2 separate regions of the Homo sapiens genome follow, and region 2 is linked to region 1. Evidence: chromatin loops called from intact Hi-C (ENCODE). Cell type or tissue: ascending aorta. All regions are shown on one strand. Links, peaks and the distances in the headings refer to the core of each region. The heading gives the core; the rest is flanking DNA. Region 1 overlaps CKMT2 (creatine kinase, mitochondrial 2). Region 2 holds the start of LOC107986384 (a long non-coding RNA gene).

Region 1 (5,380 bases), core at 258-5,257:
GGAGCTCATCGTGCCCATCGTCAGAGATGTCCGTATGTGACACAGCAGAGACTACCCCACAGATAACAGACGAAAGCCAGCAGAGTACAAGGCCTAAATGTGCATGTCCTTCTGTTTCCTTTTTTTTTTTTTTAGGGGTTCTGACTGAGCAGGCAGATTGGAAAGGAAGAATCAGATGAGGAGCAAGTGCTAGGTGTTGGGGAAACAATTTAAATTTCCTCCCACCCCAGAAATTCCTCTCCATAAAATATAGGAAAAAGAAAATATTTTATTATTGAATAAACATTAAACTAGTGATGCACATCTTTAGCATTCTGCTAAGGAGATTGCAAAGACAGACATCCCACCCTTTTATGTGGGCAAGCAAATAGGACCCATTCATTACATACATGTTCTCGAACTAAAGTAAGAGGACTTGACAGCACCATTTGTCAAGCATAATTCATCCTAAATTCACCTGGTGACCATTTGTGTTCGCTAATTGCCTTTATCAAAAGGAAAAATAAAACTCAAGTTTCTAGGACAGCAGGTAGTTTTACAACTTGGAGCCAGGTGCTTAAATGAAACTACTACCCACTGCCCTCCCACTGACAGTGGGAGGTAGGGAGCTATCTTCCTTGATGTCTGTATTTTCAAAGAGATGGTTTCCAGGCCCTTGCAGGAAAAGAGTCCTAGGTTGTAAAATCGACTGGAGCCTTACTTAGCTTTTAAAAAGATTTATATACATTTCAAAGGGGCAGCAAAATATAAGTTTTCTAAAGGAAATGCTCTAAGAAAAAGGAGGAAGCTCTTCCCCTTTTTGCATGGGCTTGTGGGGTAACTTACATTCTGGAATTCACGAGGAGCAGGAATTGGTTTCCTCCCTCCACGTGCTGGAAGGCACAGTGTAAGAAGCTTGGCAAGGCTCCAGTCGGGTGGACAATCACTGGGAATTCCACGCATCAAAGGGACAAGGGACAATCACTGGGTCCATCCTTTACTTCAGAGGGACAAGACCCAATGAATGTAGAACTGGGCCACAGTTTGTCTTGGTTCTTAAGCACGCTGGCCCACACATGATAGGTTATCATTAAATGTCTGATGAGTAAGTGAATGAATGTCAGGAACCTGAGAGGCTTTAGAGGTCATTTACCTCAGCTGAAATTCAGGCATCCCTTTCCCTCAGCCCTCCTTAAATACCAGCAGTCCTGGGGATCCCACCACTTGCCACAGCAACCCATTTTACTGTTGGATAACTGTAATTATTATAACATTTTTAATATCTGAATAAGGAGAGAAAACAAAATTCGAGTGCTTTCAAGGGCAGGGTACTTTTTTCAAAACAATCCCAAGAAGTAGGTATCCCATGTCACAGAGGAGGGAACTCAAAAACAGAGACATTAACTAACAGCCCAAGGTCACACAGCTAAAGGGAAATCATATGTATCGAGTGTCTGTTCTGCACCAGGCACTCATTTAAATAAAGATCCTTTCACTCACAATAGTTTACCATACAAATATTACAGCATGTCTAGATGGGGTCTTAACCATACCAAAGTACTGTATTGCATGCCTCCATCTGCCCTGGGACTAGGACCAGGTCACACACTGCAAAGGATTTGAGTGGAAACGATGAATAGACCCCTGCACACCCATGTGCATCAATGGAGGACTGTGGATGCCGTGTGCCCCCATTCCTCTGGGCCATTGTCATTAACCCTTTGTCTCCCAAGGAATGGAGCTGCCAGAGAGTTCCAGCTGCCTCAGATCCTCCCTGGTCTCTCAGGTATGCTGAGTGTTTTCCCTTAAGCAGGGTTTCCATAGGCTGATGCCGAGGGGAGGCTAAGTATGGGGCCAAAATGCCCACAGCACACAGGTGTCACTCCAGGCAGCACTGAGGGGAAGCAGAACCAGGGGATGGCTCTTGGGGCCTTCCTTCGCAGGAACACCACTCACTACAGGCTTCCAGGCGGTCAGCGGGTCATGTGAGTCAAGGGCAAGTGGGTGAATGACACTGATATGTTTCAGGTAGGGAGAAGCCATGGTGGGCAGCATTGGAGGGAGGGGAAAGAGGGGGTGAGGAGGGGGTAGAGATATGTATTTGTCTACTTATTCATCTGATGACTATTTACCTACTATGTGGCAGCTTTTCCAGAGTCCTTAGTCTGAGGAAAAAAACGCTGTGTGCTCGTGTTATTCCCATTTTACAAGTGAGCAGATGCAGGGAGAGAAAGGCAAAATAACTCACCCAGGACCACATGGTTTGTGAGTGGCAGCGCTGGGATTCTGGCCAGCAGTCATAGTCCACACTCTTAACCACGGCCCTCTGCTGGGCAACTAGAAATTGTGTGTGATTTGTGCTCTACTTGGGGAGCCAGAGCCTGTTGGGGGGTCCTGGGAGGGCATGGTTGGCTATGGGACAGACCATTCAACGATGTTGTTTGAGGAGCCTTGTCAGGTCTTAAGCATACCAAAGTACTGTATTGCATGCCTCCACCTGCCCTGGGACTAGGACAGGTCACACCCTGCAAAGGATTCGAGTGGAAACGATGAATAGACCCCTGCACACCCATGTGCATCAGTGGAGGACTGTGGATGCCACGTGCCCCCACTCCTCCCTCCCCAAAGCTGCTTTCCAGGCATCTTCCAGGTGGGGAAATGGCCATTCCCCTCAGCCCAGAGCAGACTTAGCCTGCCCTTGAATGCTGCCAAAAAAAAGAAAGGGCTAAATGTGTCCCCTGTTCTATTCCTAGTCCAGATTCCTAAGATGAGGACACAGCATCCTGGGCCACTGTCACTAATACAAATTTGCCTCTGGAGGGACTCTACGGAAGATAATTCCCCTGAAATTTGGAGAGTTGAATTAAGCTAGGACTGATTCTGGCTGGAATTTGTGGTGGCTACGTACCCTAGAGGGCCTCAAGGAAACCCACGGTTCAAGACAGCCCTGACAGATTCTGGAGTCTAGAACAGAAATGGATTTGAACATGGGCAAGGCCAACCACCCAGTTCACGGCCTGTGTACAGCAAAGATTACGTTACAGCCTGAGAGCTAAGCCTGGAAGCTCTTTCATCCATCCGTTTGTCCATCTATCCATCCATCTGCTCATCCATCCCTCCATCTGCTCAACAAACGTTAGAGAATCAATCCTTGTGTCAGATACTGGGGCTGCCCTCAAGGAGCTTTTATAGAGTTCAGGGTACAGCCAGGTGGGGGAGACAGATCACTATAAAAACCTACCACTATAATCCAAAGGACAAGAGCAAAAATAGTAAAGAGGAGAGAAGACCCAAATTTGCCTGGTGGGTCAGAGAGGGCTTTCTAGAAGAGGTAAAAAATCTTCGGGGCTATCACTTCACCTTGCCTGGTGGATAAAGGGAGGACTTTCCAGATACAGTGGACAGAATGTGCAGAGGCAGGAGCCATGAGTGGCAGAGGCAGGGGAGGGACTGCAGAGACAGGTTGGAGCCAAAGCACGTGGCACTGGAGCCATAGCCAAAGGAACAAACTGTGAGACCTGGGACTTGAATTTGGAGGTGGTGAAAAGTGACAAGGTCTTCACAGAAGAGTGATTTTTTCAACTTAGGGAAGGCTGACCCCAGACCAATGCTGCCAAAGTGTGGTCTGTGGGCTGTTAGCAGTTCGTGACGATGTAAGTACAGGAATTGAGATTAAGCATTTAGAACACCTACAGCACTTTGATAGTCATTTTACTTTTTAAATTTTGAGCTGGCATTTTATATGCCTGGTTTTTTTTTGTTTTTGTTTTTTTATTTTTTTTGAGACAGTCTCGCTCTGTCGCCCAGGCTGGAGTGCAGTGGCGCGATCTCTGCTCACTGCAAGCTCCGCCTCCCGGGTTCACGCCATTCTCCTGCCTCATCCTCCCAAGTAGCTGGGACTGCAGGCGCCTGCCGCCTCGCCCAGCTAATTTTTTGTATTTTTAATAGAGACGGGGTTTCACCATGTTAGCCAGGATGGTCTCAATCTCCTGATCTCGTGATCTGCCCGCCTTGGCCTCCCAAAATGCTGGGATTACAGGTGTGAGCCACCACGCCCAGCCTTATTCTCTTTTTCTAATAGTTGCACTTTATCATATTTTACAAATGTGTGAGTCTGCTATGGATTAGAAATTAATAAGAGATTTTGCCACAGATAGTTTGAGAAGCCCAGCACTGCCACTCAACAAATGCTGGTGCATTCAGATGGTGAAATATTCTGCAGCTATTAAAGGAGTTAAAACTGCCTCCACTTACCTGGAGGCCCATCTGTGACACCTTTTTAGGTTAAAAGGAAAAGAAAAACTTGCTTAGGACTGAATATGAGCGGTTGCAATTTGTAACAATGATGTATATATACATATACATTTTCATGTATTTGTATGAACATAAAAGTATTGAAGGATATTCATCAAACTGCTAAAAGGGTTGCTTCAGAGTAACGGACTCGGAGAAGGCAGATTAATTTTCTCTTAATGGAACTCTGTATTGTATCACTTGTAAAAATAAGCATGTGTTATCTTTATGATAAAAAAGTAAAAACCTAAAAAAGAAAATTTTGATGTGTGTTAAAATTTTGGATTTCTAGGCTCCACCTTTTTTGAATGAGTCTCTCCAAGAGTGGGGCCCTCACATGTATAATGAGAAAAAGCTCCCCGATTACAGGATGTTACCAAGCCCCGCTAGGTGTAGGAACCCTGCTTGGTACCCACCCGAGCCTCAGCAGCTCCTCCCCATCATGGGCATGATGAGGTCTCCCTGTGAGGTGTTGTGAAGACGACGGGACAGGCTGCAGTAGGCACTGAATAAATGAGTCCCTTCCCCTGATGACCCTAAGGCTATGGGATCATCATCACTCCCTCCCCAAAGCCACACCTGATTATTCCAGCCAGCACTCGGCCTGCCCCTTTTCTGAATGCTTTTTGATTTTAACTTACATTTTTCGCATTTAAATGTTTCATTTAATTTGAGAAAGAGTCTCGCTCTGTCACCCAGGCTGGAGTGCAGTGGTGCGATCTCAGCTCACTGCAGTCTCCACCTCCTGGGTTCAAGCAATTCTCCTGCCTCAGCCTCCCAAGTAGCTGGGATTACAGGCGCCCACCACCACATGTGGCTAATTTTGTACTTTTAGTAGAGATGGGATTTTGCCATGTTGGCCGGGCTGGTCTCGAACTCCTGACCTCAAGTGATCCACCTGCCTCAGCCTCCCAAAGTGCTGGGATTAGAGGTGTGAACCACCACAGCTGCCTTCTTTTAATTTGTATTTTCTATCTCTGCGGACAAGACTTCAAAGGTGTCTATCACATACTTTCAGATCTACTGATCATCCTCTGAAAACCAACATCGGGGTTCACAAAATGGATTTAACCAATTGGGCTCCCCAGTTCTTCTTCCAGACTCCACC
Region 2 (5,380 bases), core at 172-5,171, 540 kb before region 1:
AGGTATACTATTTTTTATCTCTTATACCTTATTTTTACTGTACTCTTTCTAAGTTTAGACAAGTTTAGATATACAAATACTTACCATTGTGTTGCAGTTGCCTGCAGTATTCAGTACAGTAACAAGCTGTACAGGGTAGTAGCCTAGGAACAATACGCTATACCACATAGCCTAGGTGTAAAATGTGCTATATTAGGTTTGTGTAAATAAACTCTGTGATGTTCACACAATGATGAAATTGCCTAATGACACATTTCTCAGAACATATCCCCATCATTAAGTGACACATGACTGCATATTTTAGAATCAGCTTATGAATTTCTACAATAAAGCCTCTTGGGATTTTGCCTGAGATCACATTGAATCTATAGATCACTTTGGAAAGAACTGACGTTATGACACCATTGAGTGTTTCAATCCATGAACATGATATCTCTCTGTTTATTTAAATCTTTTTTCATTTCTCTCTGCAATATTGTATCCTTTTTCAGCACAGAAGTTATGCACTTCATTTATTAAGTTACTTCTACGTATTTAAAATGTTTTTTGAAGCTATTGTAAATTTTGTTTCTCAATGTTATTTGCTTTCTTAAAAATGAAAAATCCTCATTGTTTTCTTATTCTGGAAAATATAAAGATATAGAAAAGAAAGTATCAATTATAATATTACAGCCTAAAGATTATTATTAACATCTTGGTGTATATCCAATACTCTTATTTATATTCATACCTACATATACATATTTTAAAAATATAAATGATGAATCTGTCCTTTGAAAATAAAAATTAAGCCAAATCAACATCAACATAACCTAAGAAGCATTGAGTGACTATCCTAGACCTACTTTGGGCATTGATTTAAAAATCCCTGTATATACCCATTTTGGGGAAATCAGAACACATTTTTTTCCAACAGAAACAATGTTTAAAATGGTAGATTATCAATTCAGGCCAAGCACAAACAAACAAAAAAAAACAAAAAACCCCTACTTAACCCATAATGGCTTTTAGCCTTCTGTCCCTGGCCAATTTTTATTTATTTATTTATTTTTATTTTTTTTGAGATGGAGTCTTGTTCTTGTTGCCCAGGCTGGAGGGCAGTGGCACGATCTCAGCTCACTGCAACTTCCGCCTCCCAGGTTCAAGTGATTCTCCTGCCTCAGTCTCCAGTGTAGCTGGGATTACAGGCATTCGCCACCACGCTCAGCTAATTTTGTATTTTTAGTAGAGATGAGGTTTCACCAAGTTGGCCAGGCTGGTCTCAAACTCCTGACCTCAGGTGATTCTCCCCACTCAGCCTCCCAAAGTGCTGGGATTACAGGCATGAGGCACCATACCCGGCCTGTCCTGGGCCAATTTTTAAATCCTTCTAAGGTAGCACAATCCCTATGCCTTTATTCTCTGTAAGCCTTGGGCCTCTTAAAATCCTCTAAGGAGAGAGACCCAGGATGGAACTGGTGGAGGAGCTTGAGCAACAGCAGGAGCTGGGAGTTGGGCAGGGAGCCTTGTACGATACTGACTCTAGGGTTCCTGTGTCTAAGCCTCAGAAGTCGGGTGGACTCTGGCAGTAGAACCGAGTAGTGCCAACTTTTTTTCTGTAGTAATCTTTCCCAAAGAAATTCTCCTGAGGCTGAAATTCAAGAGGTCTAACCTCAAGGTAGTCATGTTGACCAAGAAACATAGCCTGTACCTAAAAGGTAATTTCAGAATAATTGATTGAGTTCTTTATTTGCCTTTCTCAAACACCATGCTGTCAGCACACAGTCCACAGCCTCCTTTTCTACCCCTCTTGACTTCCTATAGCTTTTCAAGAACTCTCTTCTCTAAATCTTGAAAACCTTTTTTCCTAGACATATCCCATGTGCCTTTTTCCTTCTTCTCTTCTCTTTCTCTCAATTCTGCATTCTCTAGCTCTAAAGAAGCATCTGGCAATGACAAGACCCTCCCTGAGGACACAGGGGCAAGGACAATGCTGGGAAGGCCCCACATGAACAACGTCCACCAAACGTCCCTGAGTGGAAGCTTCCTAAGTCAGGAAGAGCCTGTGTAGCTTGGAAGACTTGTGGGAAGTTCTGAAGGCTGGGGAAAGATAAAACTTATTCATAAAAATGTATAGCTCATTCTCATATGTAAAGATCATAGATACCTCAGAGGGAACTTTAGAGGCATGTCATTTTCAGGAATGTTTTATCCACTTTGCTTTGAGCCTCCATTACTAAACCATGCAACAAATTGTCTCAGCCCTGAGCTCCAGAAGGGCCTAGGTTTGGAATTCTGCGGAGCTGCAGGTCAGGAGGGAGCTGTTTTGGCAGTGCAAAACAGGGAAGCTGGCACGGCGGCTGTCTGTGCTGTGTTGATCTTTTGGTCTGATACTTGTTTTTAGTTTCACTTTCTTTTAATTATGGTCTTTCCATATCTGACCTTAACAGCACCCATTCTTTTGGTTTGTTGGTTAATTTTAATGATAACAGTGTATTACCATTAGAGTGGTTTCTCAGGTCACAGTGTATTGCAGAGAGCAGATTGTTAATTAAATGGTAATGTTTTCTGAATTTGGAAGTAATTTCTAAAGTTAATAGTTATTAGTTACCTTGAAATTGTAAAACAAAATCATCAGTATATAAAATCAGTACATAATTAGCAAGCTGTCCTCCAAGAAGCAGATCACATCATACTGTGTCCAAAAGGAACAGCTTTGCTGACAAGGCACTGACATAGTTAAGAGAAACCATGAATCACGTAAGGGGCCAGGAAAATGGTGCTGCCCAGCTCACATTCAGAGGCAGCATAATTTATGAAGCTCTGAGGACAGTGGGAGGTAAGCTGTCAGAAATGCTAAGTCCTCTGTGGAATTATTACATTCCCTTTGAAAGATTCGATGTCATTGAAACGAGGTAATCTGGGGAAGCTTGGAGGTTCTGTGCAATTGGGGAAATATGCAAAGATACTTGGAAATGAAGCCAAATTTTTTTCAGCCCTTTTCCCACTGGAAATCAGGCCCAAGGTCTTATGAAAACAGACTTTCTTTTCAAACATCAGGAGGAAATACTGCAAGAAGGATGCCCATGGCACTTTGAATGTTCCGGATCCACCAATATCAGAAAGGTCAGAGCAATGTAGAAACTGCGTGGACTGTGACTTTCAGATCTGTGTTTGCTTCCTCTCTGAGCACATTCTTTTCAATTATTTAAGATCAGATATTGTCTATGAGTTCAAGGGGAAAAGAGAATGAAAAAATTAGCACTATATGTTGATGAGTTGTGCAAACTTATTATCAGTTATTATATTTATTATTACTTCTGATAAGTACTTTCTAACACTTACTGTTGAGTGCTTACTGAGTGCTGAAAACAGTGTGGAGTGCTTTGCCTGGGTTATTTTACTTAATCCTGCCATAAATATAAGCACCACCTTCAGTTTACGGATCAGGAAACTGAGGCTTAGAGAAGCCAAGCAACTTGCCCAAGATCACACAATTTATCAGTGCTGGAGCCTATATTCCGGTCAGTTTCTTTAGCTTTTATAAAGGTATCAAGTTTTAATCTAATAAAAATATTAAAATGACTAGATCTACTTGACATTTTGGAATTGAATAAGATTCACCTTGAGGTAGAGTCCTCTGGATTTTGGCATAGCAGACTGACTATTTTTTTTTTGTCAAATCATTTTTATACAATTCCTTTCTGGTCCATAATGGCTCTGTGCATGTACTCTCTGAATATAGATGCAATCACTTCACTGTTAATGCCTACAGAATGTTTCCTCAGTAAGAAAGAAAGTTTATGCAACTTTGGAAAATGGTGTCTGAACACCAGTCCAAAACCACCTCATACGACTGTCAGATTCTTTTTTTTTTCCCCTTTTCTGTTCATATACACAGTTCATCCATTATGACTTGGATCATCAAGAGATTTCTTTTAATGGGTTACATTATTTTCTGTCACACAGCCACTTATTTCCTTGGAGGTCCATTGTACACACTATCCATTTTCCATGGGGGTAGGTAGTCCTGTTTCTGAAGTATTTATAAGAAATTTTATCATGGTTTCTATGGCAATAGACCATGAGAACATTCCTTCAAGCCATTTAAGATGATAATTCACCAAAACAAGTGCATTTATTTTTGTTTACTATTCGGCCATTGAAAGGTCTGGGGTAACTTAGTTGGCAGTTTGAAGAAACCTTTTCCTTCTCACTTCTGTGCATCAGGCAGCTACCTGGTCAAAAAAATTGATTTTAAGAAACATGAATGGCCACAGAGCAATTTTAGCAACAGTTTTTGCTGAACCTTTTGTGGTAAACATTGCCATTTCCTAGGTGCAGAGTGATTGGACTTCAAAATGAACCATCAAGCCCACAGGCAAGCTTAGTACAGAAGGCAGGCCTGCTTTCCAGGATAGTAGTTAAGCTTTTCTCTTCTGAATCAAATATCAGAAATAAGCCTTTCCCATTTGTGTATGATACCAGAATAAATAGAGGCCCCTCACAAGGGAAGCATTTTGATTCAGCTCAATTCAACAGATGGTTATGGGGACATAGTGTGGCATTGCAGAAGGACAGCAGGCTTTGGGCTCACCAGAACTGGATTCAAATCGTAGCTTTAGCTGAGGAGCCCTGAGAAAATGACTGGCCTGCTTTAAGGCTCTTTCCTCACTTGGAAATTAAAAACAATAATGCCTACACTGTCAGGGTGTTCTAAATATTAGAAATAATATATATGTAAACTGGGACCTACTTGGTCCTATCTTGGAGAAGAGACAGAGGCTAGAAACAGAAGTAAATCACATTCTTTACCTGGGTTTCTCAGAGCACAATAAAAGATACCCTGTTTGTAATCTACGACAAATTGATTGGGAGAAACATGAATGGCCACGCCTTTCTCTCATCCTTCTCCCCGAAGTCCTGCTCTCCTAGGGCTAATCTTTCTTTTCCTTCCTCTTCCACCCACCTCATTAGTTCTGTCCCTCTGGCTCCAGGTCTCTTAATTCTGCATCAGAAATGCCTAGGAACCTGGAAAAAGTCTGATTCTCCTCAGAGAGCAGGGAAGAGGAGAAGCTGCAGAGCAAAAGCCAGAATTCTCTGTAGATGGCAGAAAGGGCGTGGCCAAGACTGCAAACACACACCCATAAAGAGGTGTGCGCTGGCATATGCACAGAAAACTCAATTCAGTGCCTGGGACCTAGCAGGTTCTCAATGAAAAGGTCCTAGATTAATAAGCGCCCACAGTGTGCCAGATACCTCATAAGTATGCAGGTTAGAGCTCAACGAGGGGGAAAATAAGATCCCTACTTCAAGGAGTTCATAGGGTAGAAGCTGTTCTTGAATGTAGGTGTCTATTTTAAGCTGTTACCTCATCACTAAAACAATGAATATGCACTCA

Evidence for each region. A loop is a pair of places that touch in the nucleus more often than their neighbours do. Peaks named below come from ENCODE experiments on the same cell type or tissue, not always from the same donor. Only the 100,000 strongest peaks of a DNase experiment are listed, where the experiment ranks them.
Region 2: a loop joins it to region 1, with 4 times the contacts of the local background. A loop is called at or near these places in 1 of 110 quality-filtered maps.

Annotation. Positions count from the first base shown.
Region 1 is chr5:81,236,713-81,242,092 of GRCh38, reverse strand. All of the region lies in intron 1 of CKMT2 (creatine kinase, mitochondrial 2), which reads right to left. CKMT2-AS1 (CKMT2 antisense RNA 1) reads left to right here. Exons shown (of 2, transcript NR_034123.1): 2 at 2,738-4,528. Among named protein-coding and RNA genes, the nearest start is that of CKMT2, 6.1 kb to the right of the region's middle. In ascending aorta, for the core only: a CTCF peak has its summit at 2,357; no DNase peak of the experiment used is centred there; H3K27ac peaks cover 2,431 bases.
Region 2 is chr5:81,776,196-81,781,575 of GRCh38, reverse strand. It overlaps LOC107986384 (a long non-coding RNA gene), which reads left to right and starts at 2,766. Exons shown (of 3, transcript XR_001742518.1): 1 at 2,766-2,818; 2 at 2,976-3,105. In ascending aorta, for the core only: no CTCF peak of the experiment used is centred there; DNase peaks (open chromatin) are centred at 1,470, 2,315 and 2,750; H3K4me3 peaks cover 1,553 bases; H3K27ac peaks cover 3,886 bases.